Linked DNA regions of Mus musculus: regions 1 and 2 are each linked to region 3. Evidence: chromatin loops called from intact Hi-C (ENCODE). Cell type or tissue: left cerebral cortex. All regions are shown on one strand. Region 1 has its middle 140 kb from the start of Gm25244. Region 2 has its middle 130 kb from the start of Mir6402. Region 3 overlaps Elavl2 (ELAV like RNA binding protein 1).

Region 1 (8,000 bases), 500 kb after region 3:
AACATTTGCATTCCCTGAAGTCACTGTCCCATTCATCTCCTTGTTCATTGCTTGTATGTGCCAACACAATGTAAGACTCAGGGAGGGGAAAAAAAAATCATTGAACATTTGTCAGATGAAAAAAAAATCAAAGATAGAATATTATCCTGTTCTGAGTGGATAAATGAGTGGACCTCAATTTCAATCCTAAACTAATTTTGCTGTCGAAGAGGAATTAACACAGTTTGCCCTTCTTTTTGTAATTAAAGACATATCCTTAGATTCTATGGAAGTGTTCTTTGTCGCTGTCCAATTTTAAGCTCTTCTCCCAGTTCTGTTTCCAGAGTCTAAATTTTAGAGCTAAGTGTTATGCTATAAACATTCTCCTCTCTCATCTATTTTCTTGGCTTTTATAACTGCAAATGCAGATGATATATATATATATATATATATATATATATATATATATACACATATATATACATATATATATATAATAGTTCTTTGAATATTTTCTATATGGTTTGATCATATTCCCCCTCCCTTCCCCTACAGACTACATAAAAGTAAATAGATGATCTTTAATTATTTTTGAGTATTTCTATGTGTGTGTGTATGTGTTTGAACTTATTCATATCCATGACCCCCTCCCACTTTCCCCTCTAACTCTTTATAGATTGCCTCCTTCTTCAATATCTACAACCATCCAGGACTGCATCTATGGATTTCAGACATGTACAAATAACTGCCTGTTTGATCTGTGCTTGGCTGTGTCACAGCTTTCTTAAATTTGACTTTTTAAAGAAACTCTCAAAGTTTCATCCAGACACCCCCACCAGCCAAACAGTCAACCAGCCACAAAACAGAACAAACAAAATAATAATCAAACAGAGCCTTCCTTTCCCCCACCTTAATCTGCTTCGTAAATGGTAACACCACCTACTCAGTGCCTCATACCCGAAGCCTTGGAGTCATTCCTGACTCATGCTTTTCCTACACTCCCAGAGCTATTTTATCTGATTGCTTCCATTTTTCATTCCACCACCAACGAGAGTCTGAGTTCTCTTATCTTTTTTTCTCTACTTCTCATGGCTTTCCTTCCTCTGATAAATGCAGTAGGTTCATGGATTCTCCTCTTGACATTTCTTTACATTACATCTGGCAGGCATAATTCACAAGATTCTACTGCCTGGATTAAGGCTCTCTTTGCTCCACAACTCCCACTGCGGCATATGCCACGCTGAAAGACTTCATTCTGTCCCTTATTTTAGGTCCCTCTTCTTTGACTGTGTTTCAACCATATTGACCTTTTTTTTTTTTTTTAAGCTCCTTATTGTTTTATAGGTTGTGCTTGTATCTGAATGTTCACTCATGTTTCATGGTTCGAATCAAGCTGACTCAATTCCAGAGTTATTTTCCAGAATGGTTCTGCTCTAGTTGCCATCTTTAGAACATTTAACTGATCTTTTAAATTGTGGTAATCATTAGAGTTGATTACACTAAACTTTGTCCAGCTAAAACATCGAGTGGCAAAGATGTACAGAGTCATCTTGTAGTACTAATTTCAGCAAGATTCATGAAAAGGACAAAAGACCGCATGGTCTTTGATTTGAGGCTACTCACTATTGCAACATAGTAAAGCCCACCTTGAGCAACATGCACATTAATTACTTTGTTATTTATGTTTCTCTCTATAGAGTATCAAATCTATCAAGGTAGGAGCCATGCATATATGATTCTGCAATATATACTTAGTACATAATGAAATGTATAACACAAAAGGTATGTTAAAAACTGTTTGGAGGAAGGAAAACATGAGTGGAACTAGGCATGGTGATGTATATCGACAACCCTAGCCCTTGAGAAGCTGTGGCAAAAGGATTGTAAATTGAAGGCCAGTCTGGATTACCCAGACAGATCCTGTTTCAAACCTCCAAACCAATCAAATAGAAATACCAAATGAAAGAGAGTTTTTTCTTTAATTCCTAAATAGGACCACACTTTTCACCATCATTTCTATGAAGTTATTAGAGAAATAACAGTGCTCACCATAGACTTACTTTGGAAAGCGAGAATATGAACTGAGAAAGCACCTCCATAGACTTGGCCTGTGGACAATCTTGTAGGCAATATTTGGAGTGGGCCTAGCTCACTGTGGGAGGTAGCACTGCTGAGCAGTTGATGCCAGATGGTATCAGAAAGCAGGCTAAGCAGATCAAGTGGAGCAAGCCAGTAAGCAGCACTCCTCCATAGTCTGGCCTCCAGGGTGCATGTCCTGTCTTGAGTATCTGCTCTAGCATTTAATTTTAGACCATGATCATGATTTGTAGACCAAATAAACTCTTTGCTCCCCAAATTGCTTTTGGTCATGGTGTTATATAACAGTAATACCTAAATTAACTAAATAAGACAGACATAATAACATATATTTAAATAAACCTATTTTAAAAGGCTCAGAACATATACTCAGCTACTTACAAACCTGTTGAGCTTCTATGATAGAGGTTGTAATCATGGAAGCTGAGGATAAAGCAATAGAGGTCACTTGAGTACCTTGTAAGAAGGCATTAAGAACAGAATTGGGGCAAACATCATTTCGCAGTGAAACTTCGAAAACAGGAACTGTTGCTTTTGTTCCTCCATGATGACCCTCCATCACTGGGCATCTAAGACATCTGCCTTTGTGTTAGAAGGGCAGAACTCCTCTCTGAAATGATAGTAGTTACAGGGATCACAAGAGTGATTGGAAGAAAAAGGACTGAGCTTCATGTTTTGATTGGGTGTGGTAGATCCTGCCTGATACCAGGGACAATCCTTCCAGTTGCAGTATTAAAAGAAAGTTAAGGGTTACTGGAATGCATCTTGCACGGTGCCAGAGTTTGGTTCTGAGTGACTGCCAAAACATACGAACAAAATCAAGAGAAAACAATCCCCACAATTGGAAACATCACTTACTATGTATGATTAATAAATGTTTTTGAGGACGATGCCAATTTGCAATAGAATAAAACCTGAATTCAATAGCTTAGGGGTACAGATAGGATAAGCTCCATTTGTCCTACAAGAAATGAGCACTAATAAAGACCATGCTCCAACAAGGAAGTGGCTCTACTGATTTTCAGAGGTTGAGTTTTTCCCAGTCTCTAGTTACTTGAGTATATTTTCCTTAATCGGTTGCTCTCATGGAGTCTGTACAGCTGGAGGCCATTTTTGGCTCAAAGAGTTGGTACTCTCAGACTATGTATTTTTCTCCCTCTGCCCCCCCCTCCCCCTACTCTGTCCATTTGCAGTTTTTTTCAAGCCATCACTATCTGTTGTCCAAATTAGTAACACTCCAATATAAACACTAAAATTCCTAATATAACATGGTGTTCTTAGGCAGCAGCAATGGGAGTTCAGCAGCCATGAAGAGGCAGCTGGAGCTGACTCATCTTCACTGCTACAGTAGTTACCAGTGGCTGGGTCATCCAGCTGCCTGCAGCACCTTCCCGAATTAGCCACAAGGGGGCAGAGATTGTAACACTAGGCTTTAGATTTTCTCACTCCACATAAAAGTCTTTCGCAGTCTCTTAGAGAAAGCCTTGGTTTTAGAAAGTTCAGGGGTTGTAAGCCTTCCAAATAGCAAAGTATAACAATGTACAAAGTTTTTATTAATATAGTAATATGTTAAATATAGAGATAATAATGATTACCTCTCATGCTCATGAAGAATTTGAGAAAACTAATGAGATCATATTTATAACACTCTCAGGCTTCTTCACAAATAATTGGTATGTAATTCCATGCATAATTAATGAGTACTTATTTGCTTTGTATGCACATTTGGTTCAGAGAGCCATTATGTTTTACTCTTTGGCTACACATGAATTTTAAAGATGAACAGATTGGAAATAATTGATTTGATAGACTACGTGCCAGGGCCAAACAATATGAATCCTAGGCAGTGGCATTTTTCTGGTACCTCTGACTTTATATTTAGTTCTCTGATTTCTCAGTGTTCCATAGATGGACCAAAGGCAGTCTCAGCTGCTTCAGAATGAACAATAGAATGTGATGTTGATTGTCAATCCTAGTCAAGTAAGTACACCGAATAGGTATTTTCAAGAAAAAAACAAACAAACAAACAAACAAACAAACCCTAAGATAAGTGGAATACAACTTTCAAGAACTCTATATAAATGGCCAATTCTCTATAATGGTGCTCAATGGAATTTGCTAGGAGTAAGAATTATCAGCAAAAGATGTTTAAAACTTCCCATTTGTATACATGAAAGGACAAATTTGATGCTTTTTTCATTCTGTCTTCATTTATGGGATGCTTAATTGAGGGCCTATTGCTTTCTTTTCATTCTGTAATCATGACAATTTAATAGCCACTATGCATAGTGTACTGTACAGGCTTTTCCTTTATTTATTTATTTATTTATATTTTATTTTAATTAGGTATTTTTTTTCATTTACATTTCTAATGCTATCCCAAAAGGCCCCCATAACCCCCAACTCCCCTACCCACCCACTCCCACTTCTTGGCCCTGGCATTCCCCTGTACTGAGGCATATAAAGTTAGCAAGTCCAATGGGACTCTCTTTCCACTGATGGCCGACTAGGTCATCTTCTGCTACATATGCAGCTAAAGACACAAGCTCCAGGGGGGTACTGGTTAGTTCATATTGTTGTTCCACCTATATGGTTGCAGACCCCTTTAGCTCCTTGGGTACTTTCTCTAGTTCCTCCATTGGGGGTCCTGTGTTCCATCCAATAGATGACTGTGAGCATCCACTTCTGTGTTTGCTAGGCTCTGGCATAGGCTTTTCCTTTATAAAGGATGATAAAATACTACTCAGTGACCTTGTTCAGGCATGCACGTATAAGGACAATGGCAATGCAGGGTATAATAAGCACTGAAGAACAATATTGGAAACAAACACCACTGTGAAAGTTTAACGAGATGTTGGGGACATGTAGCTTTCAAACTCCCGAAAACAAGTATAGTGACTTAGCTTCCACATAATTGTTTTATGTGTATATGCGGGTTTCTGTGAGTGTGAAAAGTACAGTCTGAGTCTTCTCGTTTGCTTTATTGTTACATTTTTCAATTGTAAGTTATAAATGTACTTTATATATGATAGAAATAGCAAATTATATAGTATATCTATATTAGATATACAAGTTGGAGACAATTCCTCCCAATTTATTGGCCTATGATTTAACTTCCTTTATTTTCTAGGGTGTTCTGAAGCACAAGCAATTTAATTTTCATGATCTGTCCAACATCTTAGCTTTCTTTCCTCTAGCAATCATTCTGTTTTTGTTGTATCTGAGAATTTTTCCTAACTTAAGAACAGTTTTCCTGACAGGCACGGTGGTGCGTTTCATCCTAGATCTCTGCGCGTTCAAGGAATTCATGCATATTCTACGTGTTCTTCTTAAAGCTCTTCAGTTTTAGATATTTCGGTTTGGAGTTAACTTTATGAGTGGTATGAACTAAAGGTGTAACTTTCTCATTTTTACAGAGGGGTTTCCAGTTATCTCATGACTATTGTTGAAAATACTTTCTTCCATAAAAGGACCTCAGCACCTTTTATGAAGATCAGAAGCTATAGATCTAAGAATTTACTTCTGAATTCCTGAGTCTGCTCCTTTGATTTCCACCCCACACCCAGGTCTCCACTGTTTTGATTCCTGTATAATTACATTAAATTTGAATTGGACACATGAACACTCTTAATTTTGTTACTTTTTCCCACAATGGGTTTAGTTAGTTTTTGAAAATTGTATTTCAAGATAAACTTTAGAAACATCTTTCAAATTTCTATAAAAATTTCCACCTCTTCATTTTGCTAGCAACTTCTCTGAACTTATAGATTGAGGGGAATTTTAGCCAAGATTGAATATGAATGTATTTCATTCATTTAAATATTTTTCTTTCTTGTGAACAATTTTTTAGTTTTCTATATAAGACTGTAATGCTTTTTTTAAAAAAATTATTTATTTTATGTATAATTACACTGTAGCTGTCTTCACACCCCAGAAGAGGGTATCGGATCCCATTACAGATAGTTATATGCCACCATTGTGGGTGCTGAGAATTGAACTCAAGAACTCTGGAAGAGCAGTCAGAGAGCCATCTCTCCAGTCCCTTGTAAATCTTTTATTGGATTTAACTCTTTGCCCCTTTGGAAGCTTTTTGGGAACAGAGTTTCTTATATTTCATACAGGATACATATTAAATCTATGTATTCACCTTCGGTATATTGACCATGATGAGGTCTTTTCTTACTTGTAGTACCTTTATGAAGATGTGGATTCATGTGGGAATGTTGCATATTGTAGTCACAGATATAGTATCTGCTCTTTCTTTATAAGGTAGATTCCCTTAGTTTTCTTATGCTGCCATAGTACATTGACTAGAAGTGTTGAGAGTATTTACCTATACCCAGTGTCAAGGGACATATTCAGTCTTTCATCAAGAAATAGAGTACTAATCATAGATTGTTCTATGCATACCCTTTACACAATGGAGCTTTTATTCTTGTGTGGGTATCAACTTTTTCCTACTCAGATAATTGTGTATTTATGCCATTTATTACTTTTATGTAGAAATTTTCACAATTGCTTTTATATTATGCCAACCTTGCATTTGTTGAATTCACTTTATATTGTTATTGTCAGATAGTTTTATACTTTCATGTTTTACATTGCTCATGTGTGTGTGTGCGCGCACAAAATTTTACATGTATATTAGGAGAAACACATTGTTTTACAGCCAAATTATAACACAAATGAGCCATAAATACACATATATATATTTCCATTTTTCATTTATTTAGAAAAATAAAATGAGAAGTATATTCTTATAATACATTCTCTTAAAAATAAATTTTCTTAGAAAAAACAAAGACTTGGTTTGTAGTTTTTCACATATAGACTTATATATAAATACTTATTTTTTTTCTTATTTAGTTTTTCTTCATGATCATAAACTTAACTTTGCAATCCAGCTAGATTGGAGAGGAATGAGGAATATATGGAATCCAGAGAACTTCAGTGAGAGCAGGGATTTTACAGGGCATCGTGAGTAGATGGGGTGGGGCTGCTCTCCTGAGCTACAGAAGGAATAAAATGGATAAAATGCCCACAAGTCAAAAGAAATTAGAGCTCTCCACAGTCGGAAATGGTGATCTTCTTGCTGGTCTTGCCATTCCTGGACCCAAAAAGCTCCACGGCTTCCACAATGCTCATGCCTTCTTTCACCGTCCCAGAGACACATGTTTGCCATCCAGCCCCTCAGTCTTGGCAGTGCAGACCAAACAAACAAACACCTGGGAACTGTTTGTGTTTGGTCCAGCATTTTCCATGGACAAGATGCCAGGACTGGTATGCTTCATGGTGAAGTTCTCATCCTCAGATTTCTCTTTGGACCTGCCACCAGTGCCATTATGGCGTGAAGTCACCACCCTGGCACATGAATCCTGGAATAATTCTGTGAAAGGGGGGAACCTTAGATCTAAATCCTTTCTCTCCAGTGTTCAGAGCACGAAAGTTTTCTGCTATCTTTGGAACTTTGCCTGTAAACAGTGTGAAGGAGGAACAGCCCCAGGGCTCATTCCCATTGCTCTTGATGTTAAAGAACTTGGTGGAGCTGACCGTGGCTGCAGCAAGCAGCAATTCGCAAAAGTAGCGTCTGAAAAGCCTAAATGCTTAATTATTAAGGACTGTTTTAAATAGATTTTTTTAAATGCTCAAATTCTACTTAAATGCCTCATGCATAGGGTTGCAGTTGATTTTCATACTTTACTATTTATCCCATAATCTTTCTTGGTTTATTAGGTTCAAGAGTATTTGCGAGGTCCCTTGGGATAGTTAATTACTTTGGTACATGATTTTCTTTTCTTTTCTTGAGAAGTAATTTTGCTTGTGCAAATTATCTGTTGATTTTGGTCTCTGTAGTGATGAGCTATGGCTTCCCTGCTGTTTTAAGACTCTTCTTTACAGTGTTCAACAGTTGAGTTTGATGTTTT
Region 2 (8,000 bases), 120 kb after region 3:
GGTGACACTGTCACTTAGGCATCCAGTAGATGAAGCGCTTTGGTTTCCTGGGACTCTGAATTAATGCCAATACATCAAGAAACACTGAGAGCCCTGGATCAGAAGTTAGCCCCACATTTTACATGTATGTTATAGATCCTCTCCTTTTTCAAAAGGTAATTTTGCAAACATAGATAGCAATAATGAGTAATACAGACGTTCATACTCCAAATGCCCGAGTTCTGTCGGAAAGAAAACATAATCGTTGCCTTAAAGTTGAACCAGAAATGAAGAGGTTTCCTATACTAAATATTTAGTAAAATTCTGCCTCAAGAATGATTGTTGCTGTGTGTTTCCTCCCAGCACAATGAACTACGTGTTAACATTCCCTTTCTCACATGGTTCCTTAAGAAGTACCCTTTTATACCTAGACATTGTATGAAATCCTCCACAGGTAAATTATAGCTTATGTTTCTGTATTAAGATTACACATCCCTGAGTACTAGATAAGGTAGCAATAACGCCACGCAACCTAAAAAACCGCTCATTGAAAACCTTCTGTCAGTTTATCCTGAGCCTTAAGGGATGGATCGTTTTGCTTTTGCTTTAGTTGTGTATTTTCAAAGTCATTTTCCACTCTGTTTTTTCATTCGATTGGTCTCTGTCCTAAAGGGAATCCTACTTTGGCACACAGTCAGCAGTCTACTGTGGCACGGGTTCTGGGAACCTTTAAAATGCATGCTTTACCTGTAATTGCCGTTCTCCCACTAAAAGCACATCAAGAGCTCACTCCACACCAGTCGCGGGCTGTTTCTAGACCGGAGATTTAATTTATAGTTTTCACTCCTGTGAGCTAGAAGATCCTTGAGAGAGCTCCTTTAGAATATCTTATTTTGCAGATAAGTGAGCCAGGTCTCACTTGAGTCTTGGCCCTGGACCTCAGTTCTCCTGGCTTCTGTAATCCTGCCGTTCATTATCATCGAGGCGCTAAAACAAAGGAGAATTGGTTTCTGGTGAAGCACCTTGCAGAATGAAATTGTCGTCATCTTGAGATGGGCGTGGCATCTAGGAGAGTCGAGGTGAGGATGGGTGTGCATTTGTAGTGTCGTGCATTTGCTGCATCTTCCTTCAGAATCATGGTTTGTCTCTTTTTTTTTTTTAAGTTGTGTCTGTGTATGTAATCTTCTTAATATACTTTTTCAAACATTAATTTTCTTCTCTGATAGAATGTTTTTACTTTTACATTACTATTCTTTAGCACAGTAGTTCTTAGCCTTCCTGACAGAAACCCTTTAATCTAGCGCATCATATTATGGTGACACACCCAACCATAAAATTGTTTTTGTTGCTACTTCATAACTCTAATTTTGCTACTGTTATACATGGTGATATAAATATCTGGTAAGCAGTATATCTGATGTTTTCAAAGTTCTTTGAAAATATCATTTGGCAGCCCTCCTCCTGAAGTAGGGAATATGAGAGCCAGGTTGAGGACCAGTGCTTTAGCATAAGAAAACATAAAATAATACATGTTGACTTAAGGCAGATCTAATGAAAGCTGCTTTGTGGCTTTTATTGTATTGATTACTGCTTAACATTATTTCAGAAAGGAATGAAAATCAAGAATTCTGCATGGTTTCCCATTAGTGTATTCCCCTAGATTTGTGTGAATGGGCTGAAGAAAATCCAAAACTGGGGTTCTCGCTCCAAAGTAAAGCTTACAGTGGCAATGTGTAAATGCTTGCCACAGCATTCAATTGGCAGTTTGATGGCAGTACTCTGTGTAGCAGGATCCTGGATGAGACGAGGAGGAATCTGCAGCCATGGAGAACAGATGCGTATGCCAGGGTCCTGGATGAGACGAGGAGGGATCTGCAGCCATGGAGAACAGATGCGTATGCCAGGGTCCTGGATGAGACGAGGAGGGATCTGCAGCCATGGAGAACAGATGCGTATGCCAGGGTCCTGGATGAGACGAGGAGGGATCTGCAGCCATGGAGAACAGATGCGTATGCCAGGGTCCTGGATGAGACGAGGAGGGATCTGCAGCCATGGAGAACAGATGCGTATGCCAGTACCAGGAAGTCAGCTAAGAAAATGCTTTCTTCCCTAATCTCGGCCAGGAAGAGGATGTCTGCGGAACCAATTGTAGGGAAGTAATTCTTTTTCTCCTCTTCCCCTCTGTCTCTGATTGCAGTGATCTTTCCTCTTGCAAGGATCTGGGTAAATACTGGCTCCTTATTGCATGTACGCAGACAAGTAGCTGATGGAGAAGTGCACTTTTAAAAGGATTGATGAGCTTAAAAGACACTCGTTAGAGTGCACCTGGATCCTGCCATGACATCACAGGCGAAGCATCAGCCGCTCTCGGGAAAGCATGGCAGCCTTTTTTCACCTCTTTCTTAACAATGAGACGTAGATTGGGCCTGCTCTCTATTCAAGCATCCTTATGAGTAAATGTCTATTTTTACGAAAGAGCTGCACGTTAAAAATAGCTCCAATCAGTGTGACTCTTTTCCCCCATATGTTAAAAAGTTATGCACGAGTTAAAATATCTCAGATTGCTTAAATTCCTTCAAACGCAAAGCACATTCCTTTTTCACTTGGAGGGGGCTGGACTGGGTAGAGGGGAGGGTTAAAATACAATCAATATGTGTACTGCATACATCGGGGTGAGGGTGGGGCAGTACCTCCTCAACTCTGTGTTTGTTATTTGGTTTGAGACTTCCCAGCAGCAAAGCTTCTAAACTAAATTTGAAATTTCTGACTGTTAAAAAATTCATTAATATTTGGCGGGCACAGTCTTCTTCCTGGAGCGATTGTTTATTTTTGTTGCTGAGAGCAATTAGCTAGAATAGTCACAGTTGCAGCTGTTAGATACTATAAGCTCCAGTGGAGAGCACAAAGGCCTTATGCACATTTAGAGTCTGTATTTGGATTGTTTTTAATGGGCAATTCTTCTGGAGTCTACTGTGTTAGCAAATTTGATTGGGTGATCCTAAGCCAAATTGAGTGTGCGACGGGATCATGAACATGCTGTGTTGATCAGAGTCGAGTCAACACCTTGCTGGTATGTGGAAGCCAAGATGGCTGGGACTGCTCTATGTCTCCATAAGTTTCTGTTTGCATCCTTTCCAAGCAAACCTGGATGTGGTTCATCAAAACGTTATTTTGTTCTTTCAGGGAGTATTTCCTTTTGTGTTCACTTCTTGACTTGTTGGGGCTTTCATGAGGTAGCCTGTGTATGCAACCATGAAAAAGATTTTCATACAGCCTGGTGCCCATTAATTTGCCTTTTCTCAAGTAGCTTACTAGAGAATCTTGGCTCCAATTTAATTCCTGACACTATAAGAACAGCAGCTCAAGTGGAGCGATTGTTGGCTACTTGAATAGTGTCTTCATGCTTGTCTTTATTCATATGGAAGGAAGAGTGTCTACCTACTTCATAGTCATAATGCTTTAGGATTCATACTATTCTCTTAATCTCTCCATTTACTCCCTTGGCTCTCATGGTCCACTGTGAAGCAGGGAAGTTTGCATGACCCCCTTAGAGTTGATGACTGGCCAGTCACCTGCATAAATTCTGTACTTCAGCCATTTGATGATCTTCATATACTGTATATCTTTCTTACTGCTGACTACAGTACCTTGAAGAACTCAGCTTTAGATTGCAAGCTGGTAGAAACGGCTGTCAGGTACAGAGCTAGTTTAGTAGCATGTTCATAGAGGAGAATCAAGGTAGACCAGCCTTTTGGTGTGAAGGTAGCAATGAGGGAATTTTGAAAAGTTTTGGTGATTGTATTCCAAGTGAGAATCTTGGGAGAATACTAAATTCTTGTTTCCTGCTAGCTACCCCAAGTCAATTCAAAGTTATCAGATTTTTTTAGACACTTAAATGTAGGTATTTTTAGACCAGCCTTTCAAATGGCAGTTGATTGACCAGATGACAATCTTTTTGATCAGCCGAGTTACTGAGTCAGGTGGAGTAGTTCTTTAATCATCCTCTCTCCAATAATACCTTTAATATAATTGGGAGGTATTAACACTAGTGAATGGAAATTTCATCTAGCTATTTTAATGAAGTTTTCTTTCCTGAAAATTTTTTTTACTGACTATACCTAAATGTTATCATAGTCTCTTACAGTATTCATATTTAAAATTATCTACATAAAAGTTTCATCAGTGTGCAGTATATTCTTCCCTTATTCCTTCTGAGTGATAATAAGTGTAGTGATATGATCTGCATATGGGTGGCTACATATATGCTTATGGTGTATATATGCATGCTTGCAACTGAGTGCATACATATGTGTATGCATGCATCTAGAGCCAAGAGGCTGATGGTACAGATTTCCCCTGTTACTCCTCACATTGTTTTCTGAGGCAGTGTCTCTTGCAAATCAAAGAGCTTGCCTACCCAACTTGTTTGTGGGTGCTCCTATGGCTTTGCACTTTATCTATTAGCCATCTCTCTAGCCCCATCTTGATGGATTTCTTATTACTTCAGGCTCTAAAAATGTCTTGAAACAAAAAAATATGCTTATGCATCAAAAATGTTAGACTTGAAAGATGCATATTAGTCATTTTGAATATTGAGATTTAGTTGTAGTGTGATAACAGCTTAAATAAATTAGTAAAGGACCCATTAGTCCCCACTATCTAAGTTGAAGTGCACACCCGTGCATGGATAAGGGTGTTTTCTAAAATGAACTATACAGTATTTGGGGACAGCATTTGATTACTTATCACCACTGCCTCAGGGGCTTCAGCATCATGTGAACTTAGTTCCCAAATCCGATTTCTAATAGCTATAATAGTATACAGAATAAAAGCACTAGTTTCTGTTCCCTAAGGTCCTGTTACCCTAAATATTATCTGTGGATCACCAGCATTCAGGCCACACAAGAACTTATTAAAACTTACGTACTTTGACAGGCCCACAACTGTGTATGGAAATATCTACTTCCCCAAAGATTTTAGGTGGTCTGTGCTCACAAAAATTTGAGAAATACTCAAAAGACTGTGGTGGCTCTCAAGCTTGAATGTACTTAAGGCTGACGCAGAACTTGCTAGAATAAAGAGCCCTGGACCCATGTAATGGCTTTGAGGTTTGGGAAGAATACACATGCTGGGAGATAGTCTTCCTCTAGACGTTTTGTAGCACTGGCTGGGGTGCCTCCAGAGCCAGGGTATTCCAACTATCATTGCAAGGGCTGAGTTCAATGAGAGTAAGATCTTTATGGCCAGATCTAGATCCTTTCATGAAGGTCTAAGGATGGGGCTTGGGAAGCTTACAAAGACTAGGGTGATGAAAAGTGTCTATAGTCATTAGAGGAAGAGCTGATCTATAGGAAGATTGAATAGGACAGGGCAACAGTTTCCAACAAGCTGTTTAATGGGTTGACCAGAGTCTTTGCTTATTTCATCTATCAAAAAGAAAAAAATTGCACATCTCAGCTTTTCTAAGATGCCACTTGATTCCAAGAAGAAACTCAGATAACTTCTCATCCCTCCCCCTGCCAAACAATGAAGAGCAAACACAGACCAGAACTCAGGAGCTGACACAGCCATCTTCCTTTCCCTTTTTAAATTGCTTTAGAACAGTTCTTGGCAGCTGGCTTGGCTGCCTACTGCTTTACCTTTAGGTGTTTTCATGTGTCCACCCAGTGAGAGTGTAGCTACCTTTGAGGCTCTTGACCAGTGTGCTGATCAACTCTGTTAGAAGTACAGGCTCCCTGACATCACTCCTGTTTCCTTGTAAGATTGTAGGGTATGGCTTCTGGATGGATATTTAATGGGGACTGACATGTGTTCATGTCAACATGAGAATTATTTAGGTTAAAATATATTTTTTATTTGTATTGGGAAAAAAATTAAACAACAGAGGAACTGGAAGATTAACATTGGTTTTTTTCCAATGCCCCCCCCCAATAAAACACTAAAACCATTATTTCTCTTTTGTGTTGGCACTGTATAAATGATGTGTTTAATGGAAAACAGAACAACAGAAAACCTCTTCTCTATTTGTAGTGGGCACAATATTAACCATGTTTGTTCTTTGAAGAAACTTGGGTACATGAGAAAGGGCATTTTGCCTTCAATTTTCAGATAAGCCCTTAAGAAAAAGTTAGTCATTCAGAGATGTACAGAGTATCTGCTAAGATGTGACAGGCATGTTTTGTTTTGAGTTTTTTGTTTTGTTTTGCTTTGTTTTTTATTCCTAATAAATGTATTTTGTTTCAGCTTATATAAGTGTCTTTTCTTTAGGACAGTAGTCAAGTTAAAGTTATAAGAATATTTTCTGAAAAGCATGTCCCAGGAATTCCTGGATTGTTTTGTTCATTTTAGGTGTGTGTGTGGGGGGGGGGTGCTTGTATGAGTGTGTATGTTTGCAACCTACTATCAGATAAGGTGTTTGTCAAAAGGCCACTAGATTATTCTGGGGGTGTTAGTTGTAAAGGCTAAAAGAAAGCCAGTTCTTCACTGAAGATCCTCTTGTTTTAATGTATTAATTCTTAGAAATTTTTATAATTCTATTTTGATCATATTTACCCCCATCTCCTCCCAGGCCATCGTGTCTTCATTTTTTAGAAACTCAATCTAAGTCCAGTTTTTGTTGCCTATATTCTCTTAGTTATGTGACCATCCACTAAATCACAGTCAAGCTACTACAACCTTCTTTTATCTTAGGCCTGTATAAAGCACCGAAGAGTTCTACAAAACAAGGTATTGGCATTCTGCTCTCTACTGCTTAGGAAACAAGGAGGTCACTTACTTAAAGAGCTGTATTTGAAATTTGGGCTTTAAACATAAGCTGCCCAAACCATTCTCAACACGAAAATGCAGAGACTTGGCACAGTGATGCATACGTGCAGTGCTAGCACTTGGAAGACAAGAGAACTGGGAGTAGAGACAAACCTGAGCTATAGAGAGAACCTGTCAGAGAAGGGAGGGAATGAGCGAATGAGAGCCCTGAATGCCATGTGAAATAGGTCAAGTGGCTAATGGAGTACTTACTGGTGATATGGAGGTGAGCCGAATGAGGCTTGGGCTGCAGGGTTTGCTAGATGTACAAAGGTGGTGAGTGGCAGGGCCTAAGGTGGTCACACTTGATTGTGTTGTCTCTTGTTTCTTCCAGCATGGTGTGCTTTCTTATCTCTGACCAAACAGTTTGTCAAAATTGTTTGAAAGAAGCTGGAAAGGAGACCAATTAGCTTATCTGAAGATGATATTGTTTCATTACAAGCGCTGTGGATACAGCAGCCGGCCATGTTTCCTTCTGCTTTCTTACCCACTCACCCTTTCAGCATGGACAGCAGGGAGCTATGTGCTGACTGAGAACCACCTACAAATAGCTGGAGTCTGATGATAATCAAAATCCATGGCTTCGAAGCTTAATTGTTAGAAGTATAAATATGTTAAGGCCCTGCCTGTTCTGAAGTTAAATATTCTTCCCAGGAGATGGATGGGTGGGTAGTCTGTGCTTATTATAAAGGATCTGCTGGCTTGTGTTGCAGCTTCATGGTTGTATCGTTAATCTTTGGTTGTACGGAGCAGGAGGTTACAGTTAGCCCTGGGGAGTTTCTAGCCCCCCCCCCCTTTTTTTTCTGGAGACCTTTGGAGTCTAAAGGTTGGATCAGGTTTGAATTCCATGGCCTTATTGCTTCAGGGATGCTCTTTTCTTTCTAGAGGGTGACCTTGCTTTTGCGGTGACCTGTTGTTCTTGAATTTCTGATTCTGTCTAGTTATGTAGGGGACTGTTCTTCCTGTCTGGTCTACCCCAGCCTTGGGAAGTGATTTGTCAACTCTGCCCTAGAGCCGGCTGGAGAGAGTTGGCAAACTCTCCTGCCCTGCTGTGAATCCCTCAGGCTTGTGAGGGAGGACAGATGGTAGGGCTAAGCTCGGAGCCACCTCTCTACGTAATGATGAAAAATGACCAGGCTCCTGGTAAATGGAAATCAGGATCCAAGCAACTTTGAATTCTGGGAAATGACTTTGAAATCAACCTGGAGTGAAGGAAG
Region 3 (8,000 bases):
ATGACCGTGACCATCTGGTCCTCACATCTTCACCTCCAGAATGCTGGGATTGTAGTGTTTATGGTGCTGGAGACCCCGCTTCAGGCTATGTGTGTGCTGGACAGACACTCTGCCCGCTGAATTGCACCCCTCACCATTGAGAACTGGGCTTATAAAAGTTCTGGGTCATCGTCTTCGCGACTGAGTTTGGAGAGTTCATATAAAGATCCATAACCATATTAATTGCCTCATGGAAAATTGAAGGGACCCAGCAACAGAGCACACAGCTGTCCACTACGTCCTGAAGATGAACCATGATTTTGTTGAGTTCGGGGACACGACCTGCCCTTTGCAGATGTTTCTGATTGTGACAGACACTATAGCTCCCAGAACCATAGAGATTAAAAAGTTAACTCTATGAAGATTTTCGTATTCTTTTGAATTATTATTTTTGTGAATGTTTGAAAATAATCTTTGAATTATGTTAGATTCATTAAAAATTTAGATCTTTGCCTCTTTTAGTTCATTTAGAGAAGTCCAGTTTTATTCTTTTTCGATAACTTTTGGTTGAAAAGCCGTTTCTCTTTTAGAAGATGTGTGCCTCTTTCTCACCATTTCCTTCGTTCCTCGAGGGCTTTTAGAACTTAGAATCCTCTTTCCTGATGCTCCCCCTCTCTCTATTTTTAAAGATATTTTGGGTTCTGCAGAAGATTCCCGGTGTTGGGAAAACTAATAGGATGTTACAAGCCCTGTAAAGGAGGCTTCTGGCCTCCTGCTAGTCTCATTGCTGATGGTGTCAGCTTAGAAAAGACATTCTCCTCTCAGATGGCTTCAAAAAGAGCTGATTGGACAGGCTACCAGGTGTGCGGTTTATATATGTTCCTCTCTCTTCCTCCCCTTAGTCTTTTCAGCCTTCAGCACCGTCTCCCCCTCTTTAGAAACAGCAGGGCACCTTTAGTGAGCTCTCTCCCTCGTGTGCAGTAGAGCAAGCTGATGCGCCAGCAGAACTAGGAAGAGGCACCACATGTCATGTTTGGACCAATGCTGTAATTTTATTTTACAATAAGGAAGGTGGATATTATTAATCCACTCCTGAGCATAATAGCACGATTTGAATAGCAGAGAGCAACTTTGGTGTGTGTTAATGTCTAGTGAGATGAATGCAGATGAATGCTAAGTAGGTAGAAAATGTCAGTGTAGAGCCTTCCCTTCGGTGACTTTAAGCACTTAGATTTCTAGTTAACTTTTTGTTCAGCCTGGCAAACAGATATGAAGACCTATTCTATCAAGCCAGCATTAATGCAGCTCCTGAGGATGAACAATGCCCACAAAGCTCTGCTCTCCTGGCAGCCACTTGAGCTAGGCCAGTTATAACGATGAATCAGAATGTGTTCCTGTGCTGAGCATCTTAGAAAAACTCTTCGGAATAATAGGAGCTTAATGCTGGCAGTTTTAAAAATTGGCACAGCCTACATGGCGTAGCTAATTTTTTGATGTTATTTTGAGTATGAACAAAAGTATATCTTTATTTTTAAAATGACTTTTGCATTAACTCTACTTATTTTTTTGATTAGTACATATACACTCTAAGCTGACTTTTGAGCAGCATTTAAGTCTTAATTAGCTATATTCCTTGATGCAATGATTCTGGAGATGGGAATGTTGTTTGTGTTTGATCTTTTCTGTAGTGTATAGTTGAGGTGCCTGCAGGGTGTCTGGGCCATTAGGTGCTGGTGAAGAGTTGAGAATAGGTTTAACACTCTTGCCCAAACAAAAACAAAAAGCACAGAGGGTGATCTCTCTCTCTCTGTAAAGAAGGTTGGGAGTGAGCCTCCGAGCAGGCAGGAGGGAACTTGGGTCCTTGTGAGTGGTGGTACTCAGTACTTTTATGCTGTGTATCTGAAACGTGTGCCTTTGTTTCTATATTGGCAGAAGCCAGGAAGGTTGCATGATACTTTTCACCATCACATCACCAAGTCCTTAGATAAGAGCATTTTGCAGAAACTCGTACAGTATTCCTTAACTGTCTGTTTAGGAGAATAGACAGAAAATGATAGGTAATATTAATTCCATAAGCATCACCTAAGGCCCCAAGAGTTTAAAAACTGTGAAATTGGGAAAAGGGATTTATCTTTGTGTCCTGGGCATCTATAAGCAAGTCAGACTCTTGCACACTTCTCTGGGGACAGAAGTGTGGCTTTTTCTAGTCTCTTCCTCCTTTTCTGTGGCTTTTGTTCTTTTGATCCTCTTTTGTGGTATGTGTGACTGTTCCCTGGTTTGCCAAGTAGCCAGTCATAGGGGAAAAATATTTACGCAAAACCTGCTATGTTTTAAGTTGTGGCTGCAGAGAGATGCTGAGAATGTCTGATTCTGCTGTTGGCTGAGAACAGGTCCAAAGCTCAACCTTTCTACAGTTTTAGTCTCAGTAGCATTATGTATGTACCAGCAACTTTCTTTGGTAAATAAGCTTTCTTTCCTTTTCTTGTAAAAATAAAACTAGCTCTCTTTTCTCCTCAAAAAATTATTTTGTGTGTGTGTGTGTGTGTGTGTGCATATGTACATAACACAGTATCTATGGAGGTTGGACAACTTTGTGTATCTGTCCTCTCCACTTTCACATGTATTCAGCTTGTATTCTAATCATGCTTACATCATTGGATGGCTGGCTCCCTTTTCTGCTGGTTGAGTCATCTCACTGGTCCACGGTTGTTTTCCCAAAACTTTCATAAAGGTTATCTTTCTTTGGTTCTTTTTTTAGGGCTTTTACTTTCAAGGTCAAGAGACAATAGGTCAACTGCTCATTTATTTTATGGAGGAGAGATTTGTATATCCTTGTGTCTTCCTAATGCCCCATCTTCCAGGAGCAAATGTCTAGGCAGCTTCTTCAAGCCTGTCATTTCTTGTCCTCCAGTCTACAAATGCCCTTTTGGTGGTAGCTGCATTTATATATAGTATATTTCATTCTGAAAGGTGATTGAACAGCCTGTATGTCGATCACCTTGATGTGTTGTGAAGGTTTATTCCCTCAGTTGGAGTTGGCTGTTTTCACAGTCATCTGAGTTTGGTTGACTTCTAAGAGTGTTGTGTGCATATTGGGGGGAACTTTAAACTTTATAGACAACACAGCGTTTAGGGTCTGAAAACAGCAAAGATACCGGTTTTGGTTTTTGTCTTTGCTGCCCACCTCTTAGAGCTCAGCGAAGACTCAGTCAAGTTATCAGTGTGCTGAGAGATGGGTAGCAGATGAGTCTCTGTGTATGCTTGACTTGGTGTGTATCCCAGGAAGGTAGGTACCTGGCAGCAGAATACATGGTTAGTACGTAATTCAGTGGCACAGTAACTAAATAAACAAAACACCAAACATATAACAAAAAAGGATCATCACATTCTGTAAGCAACAATTAAAAGGTAGTAAGCCATTGAAAGTGGGGGTTTTTTTGAGTCAGAAGATGGATGGATGCTTGAAAGCAGTGATGACATGGTGTGGAACCTTGTCATTTGCTCCCTTGGCAATCACCTGTGAGAAGTGTGAGGCTCCAAGAAAGCAGCATAGGAGCAGGGAAGGAAGGTTCTGACTGACTCCCTTTTCCTCTGCTTGCCCCAGTGAAGTTCTCTCTCCCTCTGGCAGTCCTGCTGGCTCTGATGCCCGAGGCCAGGGCCATCCACTGGCAGCTTTAAAGTCTGGAGAATATTCACTTCTGCTGTGAGCATTTGTGGTAAAATGGGTCATCCAGCAGCAGTTGTGCCTTATCTTCATCCTAATTGCTGGGTTCTTCAGTGGTGGGGCCAGCTGTACCAGCTTATGCTTTCTGGAATCTGCAGCACTTCAAAGGAGAATGACCACAGCTTGTTCCTTAGGGCTGGGATTCTACCCAGGCTTATGCTAGGGCTGAGACTAGGTGACTGCTGGAAAGGATTCCTTTGCAGGCTTCTCTCTCTCTCTCTCTCTCTCTCTCTGTCTCTCTGTCTCTCTCTGTCTCTCTCTCTCTGTCTCTCTGTCTCTCTCTCTCTGTCTCTCTGTCTCTCTCTCTCTCTGTCTCTCTGTCTCTCTCTCTCTGTCTCTCTGTCTCTCTCTGTCTCTGTCTCTGTCTCTGTCTGTCTCTCTCTGTCTCTCTCTCTCTGTCTGTCTCTCTCTCTCTCTGTCTCTCTCTGTCTCTCTCTCTCTGTCTCTCTCTGTCTGTCTCTCTCTCTGTCTCTGTCTCTGTCTCTCTCTCTGTCTCTCTCTCTCTCTGTCTCTCTCTCTCTGTCTCTCTCTGTCTCTCTCTCTCTGTCTCTCTCTTTCTGTCTCTCTCTCTTTCTCTCTCGTCCTGGTGCCAGCTGGCAATCTTGACGTGCAGAATTAGTTTTTGGAACTGTATGAAGGAAGGCTATGGGTTGTTTTCTCTAAGTGAGGGAATGAAGACATCATCTGCAGACTTATTTTTGGATGCTGTTAAGATCAAGAAAGAAGATTGAAATACTGTATGTTGTATTCTCAATGGCAGTGACATTTGATAACCCCTGTTCCTTGTAGTACAGATTCTTGGAGACCTGATCTTTTTAAGCTTGCTACTTTTGTGACACAAATGTGTTCTAAATCTGGTGGGCTTTTAGAAATACCACTTGTTTTATTTCAAGAAAGAAAAAAAAATCAGTTTGTACGTTGAGTAAGATACAGGATGTCCAAACATGAACCAAGATGAACAGCCCTGGTGTAAGAGACTCCTTGGTTCTCCCCCTCCAGGAGGGATCAAGGTCAGCTCTGCAGTTCTTCAGCTTCATGGTCAGAAAGTTGGTGCCAGTGAATGGGAAAGAATGCAGAGTCAACGTAATCTGTTTTCACACCTTGGTCTGTTTACAGTGTAAGTTCAGGCTCCCTTTGCCAACTCCTGGTTAAGAATGCAGATAATACAGAGACAGATGATAGAGTTTTTGAGACTTATATCAAGAATGTTTCAGTTGCATTTTTATCAGAATTTGATTCACTATGGGAGAATTTTAGGGAAAATATTACTTGAACTGTAATTAAGCTGTAGTCTTACATCATATTAGAATCAGTGTGATTTTACCCTCTCCACCCCCCCCCACCCCCCCACCCCAGAGCTGGGAAGCATTAAATTCATGTTAGAACCGGGAAGCAGTAGCTGCATGCTGGCATGCCTTTTGATTTCCACTTCAGTGTGGATTGTTTTACATATGCAGTAGGCATGTTATCCGTGTATGCTGTGTGAAACTAGTATACACCAAAGTAAATAAGGTCAACAGGGTGCCTCTGGCATAAAATTGCCCCAACAGGCAGTGTGGGAAGGCAGAGTAGAGCAGAGCCAGCAGGTGGGCTCCTGCTCAGGGTACTCCACACTGCTCAGCTGTAACTTAGGGCAGTACCCGATGGAACACACGTTCAAACAGTTGTTGAGAATTTAAAGCTGGGAAGGGTTTTACATCTAGTTTATAGGACATGGCAGCTTTACTTCTTCAGGTGTCTGAATGTATTGTTTTTAATTAGCATAGACCACCACAGATTTTTGAGAAAAATATTTTTTTCATGCTTTTTTTGTTGGTTTTTTTTTTTTGTTTTGTTTTGTTTTGTTATTGAGACAAGTCTCTCATTGTGACCCTTGGTTGTTCTGGATTTCACTTATCTATATCAGGCAGGCCTTGAACTCACAGAGAAACTCCTGCCTTTGTATCCTGCCTTCTGGTGTTAAAGGTGTGTGCCACTACATCTGGCCTTCCTCTTCCTTAAGGAATTTTATTTAGTTAGTTTTACTTTGGTTGATATATTTTCCAGCTTTCTGACACTTTGAAAGATTACCGTGGAGCAAACAGGAAGAGGAGGAGAAGCAAGTCACCTGTGACCTAAGGGTCACTCTTCCATGTAAGGGTCCACTCTTAGCTGCACTTGTGGAAGAAGCAAGCCTTTAATGCAGGCCCCCTTGGGCCTCTCTTTCAAGCTGCAGCCGTCAGTCATGCTTTGTGTTTCTCATGCCCAGTGTTTGTTGTTGGCTTAAAGAAACAAGGCAGATTGATTGGCACTTTATTATATAGCTTGTGAACATTTGAAAACAGCCACTATGCTTTTTGGGCAACTAAAAAAATTTACTGGTAGCTTTTAAAACTTTGTATTCTAGAGAGAACTTAAAACAAAAAACCACTTTTCTCTTGGACAGGCAAGATGGCTCAGCTGGAAAAGGCATTTGCCACCAAGTCTATTGGCCTGAATTTGATTGCAAGGGCCCACATGACAGGAGAGATGGTCACAAGTTCTCTTTTTACCTCTGCATACGTGAATTTGCTTATGCACCCTGTCTCCATACAAAATAAATTTAAACATCTCTTTTAGGGCTCTATTTTGTAGGTTTTAAGCTTTATGGTTTTCTTGTGGTTTTATGACTTCTAAGATTTTTTTTTCTTTGATGATTAATTCTTTTGATTGAAGATCCAATTTTCTTTTGATTTGTATTAGTTTAAAAATGATTACATTGCTACTTTATATATGGCAGTTTTTTTTTTTTTTTTTTTTTTTGGTTGGTTGGTTGTTCCCTGTGCAAAGTTAATCTTTGTCGTAAACACCTGTATTTGTACTGTGTGCTCTTTATGACCTTAAGTACTGAGGAGGTGGGGTCTATGACATAGAACTCAGAATTTATTGCAAAGGAAATGCATGTAAAAGGTGTGTAATTTATTATTTATAATTATGATTTGCGCTGTGAATGAAGAAGAGTCCATGGAACTCCTAACCTGATAAGTGCTGCTCAGCGAAGGTCATTCATTTGGATTTTTTTCTTCCCTGATAGCTCATTTTCTGGCTGTGCAAAAAGGCAGGCTTTTAGTTGTAAATTTTCTAGGTACTAAGTTATCAGGTGTGGTGGGGATTCTGTAATTTTTATTTTTCTTGGTTAACTGGTAAACTTTGAGGCTCAGATCTATTCAGCAACACCTGGTTTGTATCCACTGTAGACCTTGAAATCTTTAACAGCTGGGATACAATTTTCATCTTTCCTTTAAAAGACAATACAATCAGGCAGCTGTTACTCTCCTAACTAACTATACATTGAATGCCAAGCCTAGCAGTCAGGTTTGTGTTCCTGTATCCTTTCTTCCCTTCACTTATGGTTTTGAAAAGAGGCGGACTGTATCCCATTTTGAAGTAAAATAAGTGCTTTTTTTCTTTCTTTTGAGACAGGGTCTCATGTATATCCCTGGCTGGCCTAGAACTCTCTATATAGACCAGGCTTGCCCCCCAATTTACAAGAAATTGGTATGCTTCTGCTTCTAGAGTGCTGGGATCAAAAGCATCTGTCATCAGACAGTGCTTCCTAATAATTGCTTGGTCAGGGTACTGATTCAGGCAGTAACAATGTAAGTATGTCTGTTGATATTTTTGCTTAGCTTAAAAGACTTCATCAAATAAGCCACAGTTTGATTTTGCCATTGATGGAATTGTTAGTTTATGAAGACTTTTCACAATCCCTCTCTTTGCCAGATTTTGTTTGGCAAGCCACTTTATTTCTTTAAAAAAGTGTGTCCCTGTGCATGCTGCCATAGTGTCTTAAGTGTCTAGACGGCCTGGTTTCCTTGATGTCTTCCATCCACAGGGCATATTTCCGCTGCCTCTTTCTGAGAATCCCCAGGGAAAATAGCTGTCGAGCCCCCAGCCCTAACACAGAAGCTATCTCTAGTTGATGACTTACAAAGGAAAGATTAGTTTTCTCCAAATGGAGTATCAGTGACTATACAAAAGGTCAGGCCCATGTCCAGCAGTAAGCAGCCAACACTTAAGGAACTCAGTAGTAGTTTTTGGAAGTTTCTGTCTCCCAGTGCTTTGTCTGGGCTTTTCTTCCCCGCTTGTATATCTTTTGCTTATATCTTTTTTTATTTTGTTTTTTTTTTATGGGTTTTCTCTGTTTGTGAAAGTGTGTGTTTCAGTGTCTGTATATATTTTTGCACTATGGCTTGCCCCCCCTACCCCACATTTTATTTTGTTCTATTCTAGATTTTTCAATTTTTTTAAAAATTTTATTATTATATGCCTGTTTGTA

Evidence for each region. A loop is a pair of places that touch in the nucleus more often than their neighbours do. Peaks named below come from ENCODE experiments on the same cell type or tissue, not always from the same donor. Only the 100,000 strongest peaks of a DNase experiment are listed, where the experiment ranks them.
Region 1: a loop joins it to region 3, with 3 times the contacts of the local background. A loop is called at or near these places in 3 of 42 quality-filtered maps.
Region 2: a loop joins it to region 3, with 2.3 times the contacts of the local background. A loop is called at or near these places in 4 of 42 quality-filtered maps.

Annotation. Positions count from the first base shown.
Region 1 is chr4:90,856,509-90,864,508 of GRCm38, reverse strand. It overlaps the pseudogene Gm12632. Among named protein-coding and RNA genes, the nearest start is that of Gm25244, 140 kb to the left of the region's middle. In left cerebral cortex, a CTCF peak has its summit at 3,473 (motif pointing right); DNase peaks (open chromatin) are centred at 1,002, 1,145, 2,164 and 3,433.
Region 2 is chr4:91,239,107-91,247,106 of GRCm38, reverse strand. It overlaps a transcript of Elavl2 not described here. Among named protein-coding and RNA genes, the nearest start is that of Mir6402, 130 kb to the left of the region's middle. In left cerebral cortex, no CTCF peak of the experiment used is centred here; DNase peaks (open chromatin) are centred at 2,374 and 3,002; H3K27ac peaks cover 566 bases.
Region 3 is chr4:91,355,686-91,363,685 of GRCm38, reverse strand. The region is part of intron 1 of Elavl2 (ELAV like RNA binding protein 1); the gene reads left to right. Among named protein-coding and RNA genes, the nearest start is that of Mir6402, 14 kb to the left of the region's middle. In left cerebral cortex, no CTCF peak of the experiment used is centred here; a DNase peak (open chromatin) is centred at 4,337; H3K27ac peaks cover 382 bases.